3 separate regions of the Homo sapiens genome follow, and regions 1 and 2 are each linked to region 3. A link is a loop called in an ENCODE intact Hi-C map of the cell type or tissue named here. Cell type or tissue: B cell. All regions are shown on one strand.

Region 1 (8,000 bases), 970 kb before region 3:
TCTCTCCTCAAGGCAAAGCCGAGAGCCACACATAACTATTGAGTGATTGGAACATGGCCAGTGAAATTGAGGAACTGAATTTTACATTTTATTTAATTTCAATTAATTTAAATGCATATAGCCATATGTGGCTAGTGGCTGCTGTGTAGGACAGCTGAGGTATACAGAAGTCTTTTGAGGAGTTTTGCTATAAAGGAACAGAAAATGGGGTGGATAGTCACAGAGGGATGGGGGTCAAAGCAACAGCACTTTAAAAAAAAAGGTAAATAACATTTTAGCATGCTGGTAGGAAGGATTCATAGAACAGACAAAAAGATTACACAGGAGAGAAAGAAGGGTCAGTTGCATGTCTCAAAAGAAAGCATACACATAGCCAATAAGTGCACGAAAAATGCTCAACATCACTGATCATTAGAGAAATGAAATCAAAACCACAATGACGTACCATTTCACACCAGTCAGAATGGCTACTATTAAAAAATCAAAAAATAACAGATGCCGGTGTGATTGCAGAGAAAAGGTAATGCCTATATGCTGCTGGTAGGAATGTAAATTAGTTCAGCCACTGTAGAAAACAGATTGGAGGTTTCTCAAAGAACTCAGAACTACCATTCGATCCAGCAGTCCCATTGTTGGGTATATATCCAAAAGGAATATAAATTTTTCTACCGAAAAGACATATGCACCCATATGTTCACTGCAGCACTATTCACAATAGCAAAGACATGGAATCAACCTAGGTGCCCATCAATGATGGACTGTACAAAGAAAATGTCATACATATACACCATGGAATACTATGCAGCCATAAAAAAGAATGAGATCATGTCTTTTGCAGCAACAGGGATGCAGCTGGAGGTCACTATCCTAAGCAAATTAATGCAGGAACAGAAAACCAAATACCACACGTTCTTACTTATAAGTGGGAGCAAAACATTATGTACACATGGACACAAAGAAAAGAACAATAGACGCTGGGACCTAACTGAGTGGGGAGGATGGGAAGAGGGTGAAGGTAAAAAACCAACCTGTCATGTACTGTGCTAACTACCTGGGTGACAAAATCATTTGTACACCAAATCCCAGTGACATGCAATTTACCTGTGTAACAAACCTACACAACTACCACAGAGCCTAAAATAAAAATTGAGAAAGTAAAATAAATAAATAAATAAATAAATAATGCTTAGAAACAAACAAACAAACAAACAAAAACTAGAAGAAGAAAGAAGGCTCAATTATAAAAGGAAAGTTGATTCTAGATAGGAGCAGGCCATTGTATATAGATGCACTGTCTAATATAACAGCCACTAGCCATACGTGGCTATTTAAATGTAAATTGATTTAAATTTAATAAACCTCTAAATTTAATTCCCCACTCACACTAGTCACATTTCAAGGGGCTATCATATTGGATGTAATTTCCATCATTGAAGAAACTTCTTTTGGACAGTGTTGCTGTATACTTTCTGTCTTCATTTTATATCATCATTCCATGTTTTGAAAAAAGTTTTAAACTTTTAAATCAAATTTATATAGGTGCATAGATTAGAGAGCCAAAAAGTGCTGCAATTGACAACTTTTCATTCCTTCTCCCTATTTTTCACTTCCCAAGAAATTGTGATCAAGTCTTTTTTTTTTTTTGAGACGGAGTGTCACTCTGTCACCCAGGCTGGAGTGCAGTGGCGCAATCTCAGTTCACTGCAAGCTCCACCTCCTGGGTTCACGCTGTTCTCCCGCCTCAGCCTCCCAAGTAGCTGGGACTACAGGCGCCCGCCACTACACCCAGCTAATTTTTTTTTGTGTGTATTTTTAGTAGAGACGGGGTTTCACCGTGTTGGCCAAGATGGTCTTCATCTCCTGACCTCATGATCCGCCCGCCTCGGCCTCCCAAAGTGCTAGGATTACAGGCCTGAGCCACGGAGCCCAGCCTCGAGTCTTTTAGCTTTAAAAAAATTATGGCTATAATTCTAAATAATTTTCTTGTATTGCTTCCTCTCTATTATTTTCCAAGTTTTGGACATGATCCTGACTTCTTTAAGGAATGCGTGGATTCAGCACTCCCCACACCCCTTCCTAGTCACATCTGTACACACATGTACACTTCCAGTCCCCCATCTCCCCATAGAGTCAAAGTATTTTTATGGTTAGATCAGTATTCAGTGTTTTCATTATTATGAAAAAGTGACTACTTGCAACCAAGCCATGTGATAAATCATGGTTACTTTTTATTTAAGATCTTTCGATGTTCCCTAAAGTTAATATTCTTTTTTAAAAATTTGCTTAGCTATGTAAGCAGTTATCAGCAATTTGACCCCAGTCCTCTTCAGAAGTGTGGATGTTCTTCCCATATGTTCAAATATATCAATTTCATCTTTTTGGAGCTATGTTTTCTGGAGACTTGCTTCGATCTGCTCAGGTTGCTCTCTGAGGCCGCTGCACGGTTGGCACCCTGGAATCCCCGTCACCTACATCCTGCGATTCCCGTCCCTTCTTTCTTGAGTCGGAGCCACTGTTGGTGGGACATGTCATCCTCTTCCTTGACATACTCCTTCATCGTGCTACTGCTCCAGCAGTAACTATAAAAAGTAAATGTTTGAGGACTAGCATGTCTGAAAATGCCTTTAGCCTATCTTCACACTTAGGACTTTGTGTATATAAATTCTAAGGCAGAAATAGTTTTCTCTCAAATTATAAAAACATTGTTTTACATTAACTTCTAGTTTCCACTGTTGTTAAAAAATCCAAATCTATTCTTACTCTTGATCCTTTGTATATGACCTATTCTTTCATCTCTTTTGGCCTGATATTATGACATTTTATAATGAGACGACTTATTATGGGTCTGCTTTCATTCATTATGCTGGGTTTTTGGTAGCCTTTTTTTTTTTTTTTTTTGAGACGGAGTCTCCTTCTGTCTCCCAGGCTGCAGTGCAATGGTGCGATCTCAGCTCACTGCAACCTCTGTCTCCCGGGTTCAAGTGATTCTCCTGACTCAGCCTCGCAAGTAGCTGGGATTACAAGCACCCGCCACCACACCCAGCTAACTTTTTGTATTTTTAATAGAGACTGAGTTTCACCATGTTGGCCAGACAGGTCTGGAACTCCTGACCTCAGGCTATCCGCCCGCCTCGGCCTCCCAAAGTGCTAGGATTATAGGCATGAGCTGCTGCACCTGGCCGGTGGGCCTTTTTAATCTAGAAATTCCTGTCATTCCACTTTGGAAATTTCCTTGAATTTTTCCTTTGACTGTTTCTTCATGTATGTTCTTTTGTTGTTGTTCCCTCTTTCTGTAATTCCTATCATTGAGATGTTAGACCTCTTGGACTGATCATCTAATTTTCTTTTTTACTTTTCTCTGCTGTTTTCCTTCTCTTTGATTTTTTGCTCTACTTTCCTCAATTTACCTTCTAGTCTTTGTATTGAGATTTTTGTTTCAGCTTTCATATTTTTAACTTCCAAAAGCTTCCTTTCATTGTATTAATGTCCCTCCTGGACATTGGGTATCAAATTGCTGATACCCTGATCTGGGTATCAAATTGCTTTTTAAACAGTTCTCAGGCCCACCTACACCCCTCACTTTTGGTTGAACCTGTATTACAGATTTCTGAGCCTTTGGCGGGTTCTATGGTGACAAATTGCTCCTTGCTTTCCCCAGTGCTGACTAGGAATTCAGCTTTCATAGATCTCAGTCATTTATCCTTCCCTAGATGCTTTCCAGTTTCCAAACTGTACATGTTAGAGTGGGGCAGGGGTGTGAGTAAGTCATTACAAATTCCATTTACTGTCATTTAGTCAGGTTTCAGGGGAAGCAGAAGTAAAATCACATGTTAGATCAGCCATCTGTGACCAGAAGCTTCCCCATTCTCACTCGAATGAACTTCTAATCAAGCTTTCATCCCCTCTCTCAAATCTTCTTTTGCCACGGTGACATATGACCTTCCATTGCCCATTCTCTGGTTAATTCTGTCCTTATCTCACTTGACTTCTTACCAGCATTTGACGTAGTTGATCACTTGTTTCTGGAACCCCACACCATCCTCACTGTTTTCTCCATTTGATTCTCTCTCTCTCTCTCTCTCTTCTATTTTTAGAATGTGCTTTTTAAAATTGAGTCATAATTTACATATTGTGAAATGCATAAATTTTAAGTGTGCAGTTCAATCAGTTTTGATAAATGCATACACCCATATCCTGCTCCCCTAACAAGACAGCATTTCTATTCTTTTTCTCTTCTATTGGGGATCCTCCTCTTCTTTTTCCTGACTTTTAAATGCTGCAGTTTCCAAGGGCTCAGTCCTCGGGTCTCTTGGGCTTCTTCTCTTTTCTATCTATACTGTCTCTCAATATCCAGTCCATTGGCTTTAAACACCATCCAGACCTGTGCTGTCCAACACAGTAGCCACTAGCCACATGGCTATTAAGTCTGAATCAAGATGTGGTACACATGTAAAATTCATACTGAAGTTCAAAGACTTATAAAAAAAAGAATGTAAAACAACACAATAATATTTTCATATTGACTATACAATAAAATGAGATTTTGGATGTATTAAGTTGAATAAAACATTACTAAAATTAATGTTACCTATTTTTTCCACTTTTTAACATATAGCTATTAGAAAACATATGTAACTTGCCTCGTATGTCTACTGGTTAGCACTAGTTTAGATATTGATAACTTACAAATTTCTGTCTCCAGCCCCAAACTCTCCTGAACACCAGACTTCATATCCAAATGCCTACTTGATGCAGCCAGAAAAAAGACCAAAATCATGTTCTTTGCAGGAACATGGACACAGCTGGAGGCCATTACCCTAAGCAAATTAACACAGGAACAGAAAGCCAAATACCGCATGTTCTCACTTATAAGTGGGAGCTAAACATTGGATATTCATGGACATAAAGATGGCAATGGTAGACAGTGGGGACTACTAGAGGGAGGAAGGAAGAAGGGGAGCAAGGGTTGAATAACTATTGGGTACTGTGAACAATACCTGGGTGATGGGATCATTTGTACCCCAAACCTCAGCATCACATAATATACCCACGTAACAAACCCAGACATGTATCCCCGAATCTAAAATAAAAGATGAAATTATAAAAAAAAGTTATATTGAAGTGTCAAATATTGATTACAACTATTTTGAAGCACAGAATATATTTATTATTATCATGGTTAATACTGAGTGTCAACTTGATTGGATTGAAGGATGCAAAGCACTGATCCTGCAGGTGTCTGTGAGGGTGTTGCCAAAGAAGATTAACACTTGAGTCAGTGGGTTGGGAAAGGCAGACCCACCCTTAATCTGGGTGGGCACCATCTAATCAGCTGCCAGCATGGCTATAATATAAAGCAGGCAGAAAAAAAAAAAAACAACAAAAAAACATGAAAAGACTAGACTGGCCTAGCCTCCCAGCCTACATCTTTCTCTCATGCTGGACCCTTCCTGCCCTCAAACATCAGACTCCATGTTCTTCAGCTTTGGGACTCAGACTGGCTTTCCTTGCTCCTCAGCCTGCAGATGGCCTATTGTGGGACCTTGTGATTGTGTGAGTTAATACTTACTAAACTATATCTATATCTATATCTATATATCTATATCTATATATATATATATGACTCAAATGTTAATCTCCTTTGGCAACACCCTCACAGACTCACGCAGGATCAGTGCTTTGCATCCTTCAATCCAATCAAGTTGATACTCAGTAATAACCATGATAATAATCGATATATTTTATGCTTCAAAATTGTAATCAATATTTCACGCTTCAATATAACTTTTTTTATAATTTCATCTTTTATTTTAGATTCAGGGATACATGTGTGGGTTTGTTACATGAGTATATTATGTGATGCTGAGGTTTGGGGTACAATTGATATATATATATATATATCATATATATGTATATATCATATATTATCCCATTAGTTCTGTCCCTCTAGAGAACCCTGACTAATACAATTATAAAAACCAACAAATGCCTACTTGACATACCCACTTGATTATATAATAGATATCTCAAACTTAACAGCTCTCAAATGGAATTTCATATTTCCCCCTGCCCCAGACTGACCCACCTCAGTTTTTCCTATTTCAGTAAAAGTCACCACGGTTTTACTCAATTGCTTGGGCCCAAAACTTTGGAATCTTATTGACCACTCCCTTTCTCTCCCTCTCCATGCCCAATCCATCAAAGAATACATGTAGAATTAGCAACTTTTCACCTTTGTCCCTACCAGGCCCAAGTTGTGGATTGCTTTCACCAGGACAATGACCATAGCTTCCTGTATGTATCCTGGCTTCTCCACTTACTTTGTCCTGTCTATTTCTCTGCACAGCAGCCAAATGGATCCTTTTACAAACATTATACCGGTTAAGTCATTCCTGTACTCAAAAAACCCCACAGCAACTTTTAATCACCATAAAATCCACAATCCTTACCAATGTACAAGGCGCTTCTTGATGTGTCCTCCGGCCACCTCTCCAGATAATTTTCTGTCTTTTTTACCTTGTTCAGTGCATGTCGCCTATTCTGATCTGTTCATCGTTGCAGTTTCCTTTTTCTTTTCTTTTCTTGAGACGGAGTCTCACTCTGTCGCACAGGCTGGAGTGCAGTGGCACACTCATGACTCACTGCAGCCTTGACCTCCTGGGGTCAAGTGATCCTTCCACCTCAACCTCCCAAGTAGCTGGAACTACATTCACAGACTACCATGCCCACCTAATTTTTGTATTTTTTATAGAGGCAGGGTTTCACTGTGTTTTGCAGGCTGGTCTCAAACTCCTGAGCTCAAGAGATCTGCCAGCCTTGGCATCTCAAAGTGCTGGGATTACAGGCGTGTGCCACTGTGCCTGGCCATAAGCTACACATTGTTATATTGAGAAGATCCTCTTGAAAACATATGAGTTACAGCTGGCCCTCTGTATATGAGGATTCTGCATCTGCAAATACAACCAACCATAGACCAAAAATGTCTGAAAAAAATTAAAATGACAACAACAACAAAAAAACAAATAAAAAACCAACACAATGCAACAACTATTTACATAGCATTTACATTATATTAGGCATTATAAGTAATCTAGATATGATTTAAAGTATATGGGGGATGTGCATAGGTTGTATGCAAACACTACACCATCTTATATCAGGGATTTGAGTATCTGCAGATTTTGGTACCCACAGGGGGTCCTGGAACCAATCCCCCGTGAATACCAAGGGACAACTTTATATGTAAAAATTAAGGCTGCTGGATGGATACATTTTACCAGCATATATCTTGGTATATGCATTACTGTCAAACCCACTATTCACAAAACTTCTGCTACTTTATTTCTTTAATCCATCTTTGGTGAGGAAAAAAATGTGTGTACCAAGCTGCTGGTAGACGGCACCAGTCTGCATAAGATAATAGCCAAAACCAGAACCCCAAGTCAACATGCATGACTTGTAGAATATCTGAAGTTAATAATGTTCATGTAACCCAAAAAGAGCTAGTGGATTTTAGGACCAATGATAAGGATATTAAAGATCAAAGAGAATGAAATGTCAAAGAGAATGAAATGAAACCAGGTTTCTTAGTATCTGAAGAGATTTCTATTACAATCTCTCTATCCATAATTTGAAGTCTATTATCTTCTCCTTAAAATTGGACATTTGAAATAAATAAAACTGTACAAAAATTAGGGCAAATTACAATAGCCTGATAATTACAACCCCAAACTATATATTACTTTTTAATTTTTTAACAGATTGGCAGCCAGAAAAGAATATTTTCTTTGTATTTATTTTTTAAACAAGTAACTTTGAACTTACTTCACTTCCTTCCTTCCTTCTTTCCCTCCTTCCTTTCTTCCTTCCTTCCTTCCTTCCTTCCCTCTTTCTTTCTTTTCCTTTCCTTTCCCTTCTTTCTTCAAATAGCATCTGGACTGGATCTAAACTAAACTCACAGCACATTTATTTTGAGTGTCTGCTTTGAGGATCAGTGAGAC
Region 2 (8,000 bases), 100 kb before region 3:
CAAGGTCAACCACTTCAACCCAATTGTTTTAGAGTTGAAAACTGAGGTTCAAGGAGAATCTTTGCCCCAAAACAAATAACTGAACTACTAGAGTTATTATATAAAAATGATCATTGTAAACATTTTTAATAAGAACAACAAAAATCGAAATGTAACTTATCGGCCATTTGCTAACTGTGTTACGTGGAGCAAGTTACTTAAGCTTTCTGTGCCTCAGTCTCAACATCTGCAAAATTGAGATAATAATGGTGTCTATTCATAGGCTTGCCGGAAAGATCAAATCAGTTAATACCTGTAAAGTGTCTAGAACAGAACCTGGAAACAATCAGTGTTTGATAAATATCAATTGTTTATTATCATTATTATTATTATTACTACCACTACTACTGATTTCAGACAAGCCTTTCTCAAGTAAGTGAGATTTTGTTGATGAACTGGAAAACTCAATCCATTGTGGATTGGAATGTTGCCGTGACATGAACATCAGCTTTTAAGGATACACTAGGGCAGAGTCCAGCATCAGCTTAGAGCCAAACAAAGGAGGGAAGTAGGGACAGTCTTATCTCCATGACTAATACTCATTTTTAAAAATACTTAAATATCAATTTTCATGTTGCATTTTTAAAAACTCCAAGAATGGAATTGAAAACCCAATCTTTTTTAAGTCTGTTTCAATTTTTAGAAACCTTGACCAAGCCACTCTCTCTTACTTGGTAGTTTCCATATATAGCATAAATAACAATCTTAGCCAGGTGTGGTGGCTTGTGCCTGTAGTCTCAGCTACTTGGGAGGTTGAAGTGGGAGGATCAATTGGGCCCGAGAGGTCAAGTCTGCAGTGAGCCATGATCATGCCACTGCACTCCAACCTGGGCAACAGAGTGAGACCCTGTCTCAAAAAATTAATTAATTAATTAAATAACAATCTTTACCTGAATTGTAAAGATTAAATGTACCTGAAAGCATTTCTGGGTTATAAATTTTGCAGAGAATTGTACATTCTTTAAAGACACCATGCATTACAATTATAAAATATTTATCTTACCTTGAGATCACTGGGGGGCAAAATGTCATTTTTGTTTTTTTCCAAGGGCTTAGCATTGACCATGGAAATAGCATATGTAATCAGAATATTCACGGAAAATCTGTTCAAAAGAAAGAACTCCGAGCCGGGAATTGGAGGTCTGGGTTCTAGCCCCAGTTTTCTCATGGACACCTTCATATAGCTCTGGGCAAGTCATTTAGACTTCTTGGCACCATTTCCTTTACTGTAAAACACAGGGTGCATTAGCTGATCTCTTCCCCTCTAGTTCTATAATTCTAAATGTCATGCATATGTTTGCATGAATCCATGAGTCACTAAAACCTAGTCAATTTCAGAAAATTATTTAATAAACAAAATGTCTCATAAGCAGTTCAAGAGATCTTGGAACTGACTTTCAAATCATTGCATAATTGTGTTCAGGCAAAGACTTCAAACCCAGGAAGAACATCTTGGAATCGTTTCACCATTCTGCAGTGGAGAAAGGCTGTGAATTCACATATTCACACTCATTTAAACATCTCTCATTAATCTCTGAGGGCACTTAATAAAGATAAAAGGGTATTGCCTCTTTCAAAATGAAATAAAAGTATAAGAGCATGCTATATTTCTATAACATTCTCAGCATCTCAAAATGCTGTGATAACAATGTTACCTTTTTTTTTATTTCTCTCACTTCTGATTTGATCAATGTAACAACTTTGTGAAAGAGGCTAGACCCAGGAATTATTGTACTCATATTACAAATAAATATCCTGGGGACTAAATAAAATAACTTGCTTCCCACTTAGAGCTGCTGGTCCTCACACTTGGATCTCCTAACTCAGATGACACCTGACCCAGCCTGGGAGTGACCTCTGCGTTGCAGCTCATATGCACATCGACCATGTGCCTGCCTCACTGCTATAAGTAAGATCAGTCCCTAGTAAGGCCTGGCGAAGCTCCCCGTCAGAAACAAAAAGTCCTCCTTTTATTTTCCACCCCAAGTCACTGTCTGGGAACCTCTACAGAACTGAAGGGGTGTGGCCCTTTTGAAGGACTTCCATGAACAAAAAGGTTCCCAGATAAGAACAATAGACTTATTGATGACCAAATCTGAACCTGCTTACCATGCTCTGTGGTTTCTCCCTGTAAACGTTTTTCCCATAATCCAGTGGCTGCTTTGGAAGAGTTGTCCAGAACACTTTCATCAGGGCTATTTTTTCACCCTATGATTCTGGCCATCATCCAGTTTATTTTTTGAAAAAGAGCAGCCAGGAGTAAATCACATCCCAGAGGAAAAAAAAAATCCTACAAGGTTCAAAACATTTTATATTCATGGGAATAATTAGGAAAATTCTAGAATTATACCTGTTAGCCAATTAAGGAGTGACCAACTTCAAATCACAAATACAGGTTCCTGAAAACAACATGTAATTTTATGTAACTGACTTACCAGCCTGGGGATAGAAACAAGGCCATGATGCATTTGAAGGGCCTGCCCAGGGCTTGGTTGGTAACTAGAATCCAGCAGAGCTGCTGGGCTTGGAAGGAAAGGATTGCACAGAGATTAACTCCACCGAAACATGCCTGTTTTTGCATAATATTTATGTTTCCGCCCTCATAATGGCTTCATTTCATTTATTCTCCAAACCAAATGGCAGAGACAGCTACTCTTTGTGGTACACATGGTTACATTGCTCCTTTTGCCAATTCCATGAGAAGATCATTGTCACTTTTTCTCTGGCTATTGAAAACAAAATAAACATAGGTCTGAATCTTTGACTCATTTTTCACTTAGAATGGAAGATATTGGTAGCCATATATATCATTTCACTTAATTCAGATCCGCAAATATTGAGAAACTTCTATGGGTAAGCCATCATGTTAAGTGCTTCAGGGACCTAAATCTGAGCAAGACGCAACCCCAGTTCACAAAATGCTAAATGAAGTGGCCGATTGCTGGGAAATACTGCAGGGAACTAGGGATCAGAAACAGATTGTGGGGAACCAGAGGGGATGGCAAGTCTTCAAATTACTCTTAAGAATCAAAGGTCTAACAGAAGTAAACCTCATGATCAAATACAACACAGATATAAGGTTAGGGACCACATGAAATTTTCTTGCTCTATAGTACTTAAAATAATTTTTTTTTAAAGTAAGAAAGAGAGGCACTTTGAAGTTCCCAAAATGGAATGGCTCTTAAGTCAAAGGTTGAGCAGACTTTTAATAAACTGGTAATATAGCTATAGATACAGATATAAATTCACAATTTTAAATGACACTTTTGCCTACATCATCCACTTTTGCATACAAAAAGGTGAGGTCCCTCCATGTCAGAAGCACCCCACGAGCAAACACAAGGACTGGGAATTATCAGACAGTCATATGAACTAGTACATAATTTTCCATGCACACAACAAAACTTTAGTGAGTAACTACTGTGTTCTAAGTGTGAAGTATAGGTGATACAAGGATTTTGAGGCACAGATGTCTGCCTTCAAGTGTAACACAGTCTGTAGGAAAGGCTGCCATATGTGGCTCATATATGTCAGATGGTATTAGGAGATAAAGGTGGGAGGCTATGCCAGCATCATGTTAAGAGGGTCCTTAAAAACAGGCTAAGGGTTAGTATTTAATTCAGTGACAATAGAGGATCATTAAAGTTGTTAGGCTAAGGAGTAATATCATCTGGATTGAGTATACAGTTCATTTAAAGTAAAAATATAGAATTCGGCAGGGCTTGGTGGCTCACGCCTATAATCCCAGCACTTTGGGAGTCCAAGGCAGGCGGATCATGAGGTCAGGAGTTCAAGACCAGCCTGGCCAATATGGTGAAACCCTGTCTCTACTAAAAATACAAAAATTAGCCAGGCATAGTGGTGCATGCCTGTAGTCCCAGCTACTTGGGAGACTGAGGCACGAGAATCGCTTGAACCTGGGAGGCGGAGGTTGCAGTGAGCTGAGATCATGCCACTGCACTCCAGCCTGGGTGACAGAGCAAGACTCCATCTCAAAAAAAAAAAAGAAATATATGTGTGTGTGTGTGTGTGTGTGTGTGTGTGTGTGTGTGTGTGTGTGTGTAGAGAGAGAGAGAGAGACAATTCATTCAGAGCAAAATCGAATAAGGAAAAAGACTGGTTTCGAGACAACTGCAAAGCACCCAGGCAAGAGGTAAGAGGAAATATGGTAAGAAGTAAAAGGAAGTATGGTAGCACTCAAGAGAATTAATGAAAAAAGAGGAACTCAACTGAAATTGACAGTGTAGAACACTGACTTGTTTCAGAGGAAAAGAAAATATTTGGTATGGGCCATGCTGAGTTTGAGATGCCATTGGTGTCTAGCCATCAGTTGGATATTCGGGTCTGAGGTACTCGGGTCCTGGCAAGAAAGATACATATGAGTACTATCCTCATGGGAGTGATGGTTAAGGCCACAGGATTGAACAAGATAGCTGAGGTAGCAAGTGTAGGTCTAGAAGCAGGAAGAAGAAAACATTCCGGAGGACACGTACATGTATAGAGAAGTAGAAAGAGAAGTATGTAAAGAGAAAGGAGAACTGAGAAAAGAATGCCAGGGAAGCAGAGAGGGGGATGCTTAAATGAGAGAAGCAACAATCAAATGCTAAGAAGAAGCCAGAGACGCATAGCCTGAGATGAGCACTTGGATCCAGTGCATAGGTCAACAGTTGCCTCTGAAAAAGACACTTTAGTGGGGCTGAGAATAGAAAAGTCAGCATTCAAGATAGTGAAAAATGAGTAGGTACACAGCACAGAAATGGACTTTAGGGAGTTTGATAGAGGATTATAGAATGAAGATGGAAATGACAAGGGAAGAATTGATGGGGAAAGGTCAAGGGAATCAGGCTGGCAGTTAGAGGGGTTAACCTGACAAAGAAAAAGGACACATACTCCTCAGAAGCAAATTAGAAAGAAGAAAGCATAGGAAGGGGCAGTGAAAATACAAAGATTCTCTCCCTAGACCCTGTCACCCATGCCTATGGGCACAATTACCGCCTCTCCTGGAATTACCCACAAATGTCTGTCTGTCTGCTGCCCTAACCTCTTCCTGAGCTCCTAAGCTATATATAAAACTACCTACTAGAAAACACGTGGATACCTTCAAGGCTCCTCAACTTCAACCTGCCCAAATCAAATTCATGACCTTTTCTTCCAAACAGTGTCATCCTGTACTGTTCCCTGCCCGATAAATGATATCATTATCCATCAAAACTGCCAAAGTTCAAAAGTCAGGACTTGCTTCTACACCTCTATTGCTCTCAACTTCACCCCCAACCAAAGGGCTTTTAATTTGTCTCCTCAAATCTGCTTTTGCCCCCTTCTAAGCTCTGCACTGCAGCTAGAGTGACCTTTTCAAAACTCAACTCTGATCATGGTCACTCCTGCTTAGATCCCTGCAGTGACTTCCTCTTGGGCAGGGCCACAGTCTGACTTGACTGTTCAGGCAATATGTGGCCTGGCTCTGCCCACCTCCCTGCCTCACCCCACATTCTCCCCCACCCACATGCCCTGGCTAGTGTGTCTTCTCTGTGCTTCCTCACATAATTCCAGTTCTCTTCCACCTCTGGGCTCTGCACATGCTGTTCCACCTGCCTGGTACTTCCTTCCCACCATCCTTTCCACCTGGTTAACTTCTACTTCAGGGAGAATAGAAGACAGCATTATATCATGGTGATTAGGACCCCAGGCTTTGGAATCAAACTGAGTTCCAAAACCCACTCCTCTACTCACCCACTGGGGGGTCCTAAACAAGTTATATACTGTATCTAAGCCTAAGTTTCTCACCTGTATGTTAACATGAGTCCATACTTCACAGAGATTATTCATAGAAAGCACTAAAATCTGAGACTGGCACATAATGCCCACTTCGTAAATGTCTGCAATTTTTTGTTAATCTTTTTTCCAGCCATGGGTCAATCATCACTTCATGAAGAAGCCTCTGCCCAGGTCACCACCCCTTCCTCTGCACCCGCAGTCTCCTTTTTTGCACCCAACACAGATTTACTTCTGCACTTACGTATGAGATTTTTAGAATACACCTGTCTTCTCCACCAGAAGGCTCATTGACAGCAGGATTCGCCTGCTTTGCTCGTGCAGAGAGCCCAGCCTCTAGCACAATACCTGACACAGAGTAGACACTCTACCAGTACTTCCTCAATGAAGGAATGAATGAATGAGCAAACCACAGTAGCCCAGCTGTGGTTAGAGTGGAAGTAAGCATATCCAGCTTGTCCTGTAAGCAACAGCCCAGTATTTGGTCATTTGGCCATTGCGTCCTTGCATTAGTGGGGGCCTGATGAGCAGTTTGTCATCTCATCTATGAATGCCAGTAAATCATTATCAGCAATATTTATTTTTTAAAAACTAGGCGAGCCTGAGGTAAAATTCATATTTTTGCAGGCCTCGTTGGCCAAGGACATTCGGTCTTCCCTGGCTGAGGCTGATGAAGATGATGACAGCAGAGATGATAATGTTGTAATTAACAAAGCTTATGAATATTAGCACATTAAACTCTAGAACACTTTGGTCTAATAAATGGGACATACAGAACAGAAGCTCCTGAAGGTCATCTCATATGCCAAGTGAGAAATAGGGAGAGAGCCCTGTCACTTGCTCTCTTTGGCGCATCTTAATTTCTGTGTTGTAGATACATACACACACGCCTCACCAGGTCCCTGTGCCTGGATGTGACCTTCCATGGTCTTCTGACTATTAACTGTGACATATGAAGTTCATGAGTCAGACCCCATAGTCTGCATCCCTGCTTATCACTACGTGACCTTCCCTCCCCTCAGGTCTCTTCCAAAGAAGACCACTGAGTTGGCTCACACTTTATTTTAGGGAATGTTTTCTGACTACTTCTCTTGGTGTCTGTTAATGGGCAAATATCAAATCCATGGGAAATTCCTACACAGTTCTCAACAAATATGAGGAAAAGCAAACGAAAGATCCCTATAACTCTTTATACATCGCCTTTACAGCATGTAAACCCTTTGATTAACATCTCCTGGCCGTGTGCAGTGGCTCACACCTGTAATCACAGCACTTTGAAAGGCTGAGGTGGGAGGATCACTTGAGCCCAGGAGTTTGAGACCAGCTTGAGCAACATAGTGAGACCAATATCAATCGAGAAAAATGACGAGACAAGTCTCAATCATTTTAGGAGGTTTATTTGCCACAGTTAAGGATGTATGCCCGGGAGACAGGTCTATGCCTTTCTCTGAAGATGATTCTGAGGGCTCCAAATTTAAAGGGGAAAGGGCAGGATATTCAGAAGTACACAATTTTCATGTAAGAGCGGGGGTAGGGAAAAATAGTCGTTCATGCCTTTGTCCGGCTCAGTGACTCTGCATTTTTTTATATAAGGTGATATAGACAAATGGGGCAGAGGAAAAATGCAGGGTATCTGTATTTTACATAAGATAACATAGACAAAATGGGGCAGGAGAACAATCAGATATGCCTTTGTGTCTGGTGGGCAGGGAGATGACTGCACCTGTAAGGATAAGCTATAAATTTACATTGCAATGGCGAAATTGTGAAATTTTAACAGAAACACCTTAAAAGATCTTGAAGCTCACTAGGAATTTCCTTGTGGGCAAAATATGGCAGAGATGTATAGCTTTTCATCTTGTAGCCATCTTATTTAGGAAGCAAAAAGGTGGAAGCAGGTTGCATCATCCAGTTCTCGGCCCAGCTTTTCCCTTTGGCTTAATGAGTTTAGGGTCCCAAGATTTCATTTCCTTTCACACCCCCATCTCTACAAAAAAAAATAAAAATAAAAATTAGCCAGGCCTGTACTAATAGCTAAGAGTACTAGCACGCACTTGCAGTCCTAGCTATTCAGGAGGCTGAGGTGGGAGGGTCCCTGGAGCCCAGGAGTTCAAAGCTGCAGTGAGCCATGATCACACCACTGCACTCCACCCTGGGTGAAAGAGCATGACCCTGTCTCTTAAAAAAAA
Region 3 (8,000 bases):
CTCTCTGACATGACAAAGACAAAATTTGAGATTTGTTTGTTTGTTTAAGCTAACACTTGAGAAGTACTTAACATATGCCAGGCATGGTTCTAAGTGCTTCCTTTACAAGTTCAGACTTAACTAAATCTTCATGAGTTATTATTTATCTTTCACATTCATGAAATTAAAGCACACAGCTAGTAAAAAGCAGAAGCGAAATGAAACCAAACAGTCTGGATCCAGAGTCCATCATACCCAGACTGCTTTGCTGTAGGTACTGCCCTACAGCACAACAGGTACCTCTGAACAGTATGTTTGCCAATATTCCCATTTAGTGTATAATGCCCTAGGTTACAGCCTTTGGCAAATAAATGGTGTTGTCCTTGATGCCAGATATCATACCTAAATTTTTAAAAATTTACTGTAGAGCAAAATAAAATCAAAAGAGCATACTAAGATGCAATATTCTCAAGTAAGACCAGCTAAGAAGGCTTCCATTGTATTCAGCAGAAAACATAATTTCTGCAGACAAATTTAAAATATTTGAAAGCAAAATGAAATGTTCACCTTTAGCTCTCCACCTTCTAGGGCCAAGTGATGCAAAAATTCCATATTCCTAACAATAATATGAATTATCAAGGAAAACATTCATCATCTTTTCTCTTTAACTCTTTTTTGTAAATTTAAGTTACAAAGCAAAAAATTTCAAATCTTGGTTTTTTAAACAAGGGAGGGAGCCTTTTAACCAGGACTTACTCATGAAATTTATGCTTCAGAATCACAATGACTATCACTGCAGCTTCATTAATAAGAAGAAACTAGAATACTACTTCTTAGATATATATCTTCCTAATGTTTCTAAATGAAATTTCCGGGACAAAGGAACCTAATGATCATTAAACCAGTACTTCAGATGAACTTCTAATCATTGTCAAAGGCAAGTCTGTGTGAAAATACATATATGTGTCTATAAATATGTATGTTTCATATGGTTATAATGGGTATCCTCTAACATGAAACATACTGCAAATTATAGTCGACTTAGAATCAACTTTATGAAGTAACTAGGAATGACTAGTTAATTAACTAACTCTGGCTTCCCCAAAATTCTGAAAGTAGATTTTTAGCCTAATGGGTTAAAAACATAAGTACTAGGTACTTACTGAGAGCACATCTGGAATCACTTTATCTTGAAACTGTTGTATAATGAGGTGCTAACATAACCAACTATGGCTTGCCCCCCACTGAAATGTGTGTGTGTGTGTGTGTGTGTGTGTGTGTCCTGGACTTAACCCTCTTCCAGTAGCAAGTTCAAATTCCAGAACAGTTTGTCCAAGGATCATGTTGGCAGGAATGTGCTTGTCTTGGAAACTTGTGGACCAAAATATGTTCATCCTTAAGAAAAGCACATCCTGCAGATAACAGTGACTGGCCAATCAGTGTTGTCACGTCACAGAACTGTGGGTTCTCATTTTCTTGCCCTCTTTCCAATATCCAGCCCATATTCAGCACTGCTTGTGTAACAAAAGGCAATAAGGAAGAAGTTGTAACAAATCCTAACAGCAAACAGACCAAGACTTGGGGAGTTGCAATCTGGGAAGCTGAGGGTCAATATTTCATAGTGTCATTGATGAAGCCTGTGAATTTACCACAGATTTTACGGTTGTCAGTTCACAAACTTTCTGGTGAAAACAGACTTCTATAATAATAATAATTGGATTGACTAATTTCCATGACAGGACATGAGTAGAATGAAGAGGCAGATGATCTGGGTTCTACCTCCAATCCAGCCACTAATCAGCAATTCAACCAGCAATAAGTCATTTTCCTGTCTGGCCTCAGATGCATTCATCCATAAAAAAAGAACTGTCAGATAATCTCTAAAATCCTTTCCAGTTTACATATATTTTATGACAAAGTTTTTTACCTAACCTCAAATATGTGTGTGTATGCTCATACACACACACACCCACACAGAGAGAGAATGAATCCAGACAATCTATCGAAGATTAAACCAGGCATGAAAATCCAGATGCTGCTGTACACTTTACAGACGATTCTTTAGTTATCATTTCTTCCTCATACAAGAGTGTGAGGGGCTCACTGAGACAGGTCTTGAGTTCCCCTCACTTGTACCTTTTAGTCTCTCTCATTTCCTCTTTTCTTAACCACTGTCACACCAAAAGAGGTACAGTATGGTGCATAAGTTTGCAAAACTATAAAATGATACCATTCTTTGATTCTTCATTCTTCGATGCCATTCTCAACCTTTTGCACTTGGAGAAACATAGCTATTTTCACTTTTAAATGTCATTTATATTAGCATATTGTGAGTTGGTTATTACTTTTAAATACATTGACTATCTTTTAAGTTTTTAGTCTTAATTTCTACTATAAATATCAACACATATAGTCCACATAAACAAAACTCTTTGTGGTCCTCAATACTTTTTAAGACTGCAAGGGGGTCCTGAGACCAAAAGTTTGAGAATTGCTAATGTAGTAGTTAAGAGGACAAACTCCAGATCCAGCTGCCTGAGTTAAAATGTCACTTCTATCACTTAACAGTGGTGTGACATTGAGTACAGTCGCTTAGTCACACAGTTGTTCTGTGCCTCAGTTGGGGATAATAACGATAATAGTACTGACCCCATAGGGTCATCATAAGGCTTAAATGAACTGATATATGCACCATGCTTAGAAGTGTTGTGAGCCATCATTCTCTTTGGCGCTATTCACCTACCTCCATTCCCCGTGGTTTGCTTGGTTTGGTTTGATTTGGTCTGGTCTTACTACTGCTGCCTCTCCGTTTGACTGGCAAAGTGTGACTGGCACTGCTTCACCAGGGGCTAAAGGCATAGCTGACGAGGCTCCTTCATAACCACAGCCACAAGTTCGCACTCCAGTGCTGCAGCACCCAGCTGTACTTTGAATTTGCCCTTCAGAGAGGCTCCATCAGCAAAAGTCAACTGGAAAATCAAAGCAAGCAATGCTAAGTTTTTTAAAAACACGCTATGTCAGATGAATTAGAATGTAAAGTAGAAACTCTAGCCTTCGGAATAAATCAATGAGAGGAAGGAAGTAGAGACAAAATGCAAGCAATTACATTCATTCCTTAAAAGAAAAGGTGGTATCTGCCCAAGCTCCCTCCAATTTGAACTATGTTTTCACAGCCTTCCATCTCCTTTTTAAAATCTCTCTTCAACATCCCAGAGCAGCCTCCTCCCACCTGGCCAAGAACCCTCAGGCCATCAACTTGCTTAAAAAAATATGATGGCCCAGATTCTGATCACGTGCACATGACTGACGGCCATTGGATCTTCCCAGGGAGTACTGAAGTTTTATGAGTATTATGATCATAATCCCCTGCATTTATATTAGTTTTCTTTCTAATCTATATTTTCACATAAATTTTTCTTTAATTCTTGGCACTCAGCATGCTGTTATTCCTATTTAACGGTTTAAAAAACTGAGGCTCAGAGAAGCTAGCAAACTTGTCCTAAGTCCCAAAACTTTGAATCAACGGAACTGAAACTGGAGTATAAATGAAATGGGAAAATTTTTAACGACTGAAGGACTGGGGGAAATGCACACAGCAGGGAGGGGCAGGCATGCTGCGGGGAGGCGGAACTAAGCTATTTTTGTCAGGGGGTTACTTAAGCAAATCTGCTCTACTGTGGAAATAACCTCAACTAACTCCCCCTGAGTTTTACACAGCCTCTTTATTGCCTCCACAGCTCAAAACTATACATTCTCTAATTCTAAGACTTATTTTTATTATTTTTAAATACTAATTTGTTCATACAATGGATATCCAGGTGGTACTGTTCTTAAGAGGATTTTAAAGAAGGTACACCCAGTATGTTTTATATTTAACCTATGGCTGCTTCTCAAGAGTGTTTGTAAATTGAGAACTGTCTGTATTGCATGTGTGATGTCATTAAATATATATTTGGTCTGTCCAAAACTATCTGGCATTTGTCCTTTACCAACATTACTGAGTATTTTAGTTTCTCAATCATGCGAGCTTAAAAAGCACAGCCAAATCTAATGAATGTCAAACTTGTGTAGTGACTCAAGTTGATTTCAGTATGTTTAAACAGAAAAAAAAATAGAACTCACAAAGGATCAACTGGAATGAGTATTCACTTTAAAGGAATGCAAAAAGGAATCCTTTTGAACCATTCATTCTCCTGAATATGTTTAAATGTGCATTAATTTAGGTACAACTGCTAAGGAAAACTGTTTATCATATACGAAATATTTCCTCATTAAAAGTAATGGCAAAAACCGCAATTACTTTTGCACCAACCTAACAGCAGACACTTTGAATATGAGTGTAATGTTCTTTGTATGTAACAATGCTAATGCTAAGCTATCTCAAATATCTTCTTTTACCTGTTTTTTTTCCTTCGGTAACTTATCAGCCCTGTCCAATAACAGTTCCTACAATAATGGAACTATCTGTCAGTGCTGTCCATTTTTGAATGAATTAATAAAATTAATTTTATTTAAGTAGTCACATGTGGCTACTGAGCAATTAAAATGCCCTATTGAAGAACTTAATTGTCAATTTTATTAATTTTAATTCATTCAAATAGCCATGTGGCCAGTGGTTGTGTATTGGACAGAGCAGTTATAAGATCTCCTTCAGCCAAAAAAAAAAAAAAAAAAAAAAAACCTATGATTTTATCATTCTATCATTGTGAGGCCAGAATTAAGGCTGTAGTTATTAAACCTCTGATTATTAATTGGATGCTGAAATACAGTTAGCTAACTGAACACACAATTTTAAAGAGGCTGTTTTTGTTCTTAATAAACATCAAAAAAACTATTATGTGCAAAATAACATGTGGGTAAGTAGGATATACACAGACCAAGATTGAACAGACATTTCCTGACGGGGACATTGCTCTCCCAGTTTCTGCTAAATTCCAATTCAGTACATCCTAACAAGACATGGCTGATCAATTGTGTAAGCTCATGCTTTTAACAAGTATTGCTTAGCTCAATAACTCCCATAGCTCTAGGACAAACAACTGTCCTGAGCCCTGGGGACACGCTGTTGCACTCTGTTGAGCCTGACAGAATGCCTGCTCTTCCAGGCACTTACTCTCCTGGGAAGCACAGCCAGGTGAACAGGCCACGAGAATACACCGTGGTCAGTACCACTACAGGGGCAGACCTTGGGTGCCACACGAACACACAAAAGGAGCTTCTAACCCAGTCTTGGCTGGACAGGGAAGGTTTCAAGTGCAGAAAAGAAGGTTCCAGAAGGAAAAAACCAGTAGTATCTTGCTATCAAATCTATCCATTATTTAGGTTTCTTTGGGAAATTTCCTTTTCATTTGGCATTATGTCATCGTCCTTTCAAGGGTATTCACTTTTTGAATACATTTCAATCGATATATATTTATCGAACCCTGAAGACTAAAAAGCCTCATCGTCATTCTCCTGGAGGATTCACCATTTGCTCGGGGCTAAAGGTGTATGAAGACAAACCTTTCTCCTGAGAAAAAAAATGAGTTCTTAGGTCAAATATTTCAATAATCTACCCTTTAAGAAAAATGTAACACTGCCTTGGAATGCATGATTTCTTCATAAGACTTCCTTTTTACAATTGTGTGTGGCTTTCTACCCAAACTAACTTTAAACATCCCTCCACAATAAAATTCAGGAAGGCCACTTTAATAAAACGAGGGGGAAAATCCCACCAAAATGTAAACTTAATATTTCAACACAATTAAATTTATTAATAAAGAATTTCTATTGCATAGTGAACAAAGCATTGGATTTACCTGACAGTTTGGGGTCAAATTCCAGTTCCTCCTCTTAGAGAAGGAATGGCCTTGGGCGAGTTATCTAACTTCTCCAAGCATCAGTTTCCTCATTTGTAAAAGGTCAATAATGGGGTAAGAATAGCCCCTACCTCAGAGTTGATGAGAGAAATGAATATGCACACATTTACAAAGACCTTAAAGTAGTGCGTACCCTAAGCCTTATATGAAGATTATTATTCTTTCTAATTACAATAATTCTAATTGCAGAAATCTATGCGAAAACAATACACAGTTCTGGCCAAAAGAAGTTAAAACAAATGTGAAAAATAAGCGACATCCAGAAACTTCAGCAGCTCCCTTCTGTCCTATGCCTCAAGGTACCAGAGAGGGAAAAAGACCCCCAGGAGAGGCTGTGAGGAAACCTGAACTGCAAACCCACCACGATGTCTTCCTGGGAAAGGCAAGTTGGTAAAGAAAGATGTGAACTCTATTTCAGGGTAGTATGTTTTTTTCATTTGCTTCCAAGACTTTGATGGAATGACTTGAGAGGAAAAGTTCACAATTACTAGAAAGAACCTAAAAGGACATGAGAGATGAAACCGTTGCAGTATTTTTGAAATAAATGTTTTCCTGCAAGAGCAGAGTCATGGGCGGGGTGTCTGTGTAATATCTACTCAACACAGCCGAAGGGTAAGAGGAAATCTTGGTAAGCCGACTTCCAAGTCTTAATGGGGAACCATACGGAACCAACTGCACGCCAAATCCCACGCTCACCGAAGCTTCAGGGATTTTCTTGTGGGTCTGGGGGTTTAATCTGACAGCTCCTAGAGCCTTCAGGACTTCCCGGGCACAGATAATGGGCCGCGACTGCACCCCCGCGTCCCTCCTTGGGGCGCAGGCTTTCCACAGCTACAGTTCTCCACGTCAGCAGCCACGTACACAAGCGCCGGCAGCTGCCAACAGGGCGTGCCCGCTTCCAACCCTGCACTCTCCCAAGCAGGACATCCCTGCACCGCCCGGCGCGTTCGCGAAAACTCCGCGGGGCCTCGAGGCGTCCCGGGATTAGCCCTGACGCTGTAGGGCTCTCTAGGTTTTCCACGACGCAGGGGAGCGTAACTGGAGCGCACCCGACAGCCTCTCAGCTTGCCCAGGCTCGACTGGATGGGGCTTTGCTGGACCCCCGACCCGACCCCCACACACCCGGGCGGCGGGGCCCAGGTACCTGCCAACGCCTCCGCACCTCATCGTCCCCTCTGCTTCCCCTCCTCCCTCTCCCCGAACCCTTCCCCCCTCCTCCCCGCCTCCTCCCCGCCTCCTCTTCGCCTCCTCCTCCACCTTCTCCTCCCCCCGACCCCTGCTCCCACTCTTGGCTCCAAGTCCGCGCGCGGGCTGGGGAGGCGGTGCCGAATGAATCACCGTCACGTGGGTCGCGGGCGCGCAGAGGCGGGCTGCGCCCGGGCGGCTCTGGCGCTCGGAGCGTTAGTGGAAAATTTCCGGAGATCTACTGGGGCTGCGCGCCGCAGGCCCCGCCCGCCGCCTCCCCGCTCCTTCGTATCCCCACCTCCTTTTCCCCCTCCCTCCTCCTTTTCTCTCTTCCCCCGCCGTTTTCCGGTCGCAGCCGGGCCCCGACATTGCGGAGGTTCCTTTCTCTCCGGGGAGCGGCGCTGCGCACGCCCCGCCCGCTGCAGCGCCCCAGGCTGGCGCCGCCAGACCCCTTTGCCCTGGGGCCGCCAGCCCTCGCTTCCTTCGCGCGGCTCCAAGCCGCCACGCGGCCTTGCCCCCGACCTTGCGTGTAGCCTGCTGGTATCCTGAGAGGCCAGGAGCGGCGTCCTGGCGCCTCCGCCTTCGCCTCTGGGGCGCCGCACCCCCGCCACCTCCGTTCCGCATTGAGTGAGACCCCCCACATCTCCGGGCGGAATGTGAGACAAAGGGAGAAGACGGTGACGATGGGCGTCTTGTCTTCTCATTTAGAATTACTGCACCGCCGTTTAAACAAAGCACATGCAAGGCCAATTGTGTTTTACCCACTCCCACTTAACCACTGAGAAAATAAGCTATTTTCTCTATCCCATAACATTCTCCACTTCGTTTTCCCAACCACGAACAAAATTTATTCCTGAGACAGCAACTTTGAGGATTTCGTTGACCTCATCCATGTAGAAGTGACAAATGGTTACACAACAAAATTGTTTCACTCAAAGGGGGTTGTTGTGTACGTGGTTCACCTCAATAAAACACACA

Evidence for each region. Hi-C counts contacts between places; a loop is a spot of excess contacts. Peaks named below come from ENCODE experiments on the same cell type or tissue, not always from the same donor. Only the 100,000 strongest peaks of a DNase experiment are listed, where the experiment ranks them.
Region 1: a loop joins it to region 3, with 7 times the contacts of the local background. A loop is called at or near these places in 3 of 110 quality-filtered maps.
Region 2: it touches region 3 in a loop (9-fold over the local background); 47 of 110 quality-filtered maps call a loop at or near these places.

What each region holds. Positions count from the first base shown.
Region 1 is chr12:47,352,332-47,360,331 of GRCh38, reverse strand. It overlaps LINC02416 (long intergenic non-protein coding RNA 2416), which reads right to left and starts at 6,564. Exons shown (of 4, transcript NR_183615.1): 1 at 6,450-6,564. In B cell, no CTCF peak of the experiment used is centred here; DNase peaks (open chromatin) are centred at 331 and 3,891; H3K4me3 peaks cover 2,542 bases; H3K27ac peaks cover 7,031 bases.
Region 2 is chr12:46,484,256-46,492,255 of GRCh38, reverse strand. The region is part of intron 3 of SLC38A4-AS1 (SLC38A4 antisense RNA 1); the gene reads right to left. All of the region lies in intron 1 of LOC124902923 (a long non-coding RNA gene), which reads left to right. Among named protein-coding and RNA genes, the nearest start is that of SLC38A4-AS1, 100 kb to the right of the region's middle. RefSeq lists a silencer at 1,976-2,270. In B cell, a CTCF peak has its summit at 4,531; a DNase peak (open chromatin) is centred at 4,355; H3K4me3 peaks cover 873 bases; H3K27ac peaks cover 1,723 bases.
Region 3 is chr12:46,382,695-46,390,694 of GRCh38, reverse strand. SLC38A4-AS1 (SLC38A4 antisense RNA 1) reads right to left here and starts at 7,019. Exons shown (of 4, transcript NR_125380.1): 1 at 7,000-7,019; 2 at 2,723-2,948. RefSeq lists enhancers at 3,953-4,454, 7,148-7,655 and silencers at 7,014-7,083, 7,234-7,593. In B cell, no CTCF peak of the experiment used is centred here; DNase peaks (open chromatin) are centred at 2,114, 3,604, 6,794, 7,294 and 2 weaker places; H3K4me3 peaks cover 5,532 bases; H3K27ac peaks cover 7,850 bases.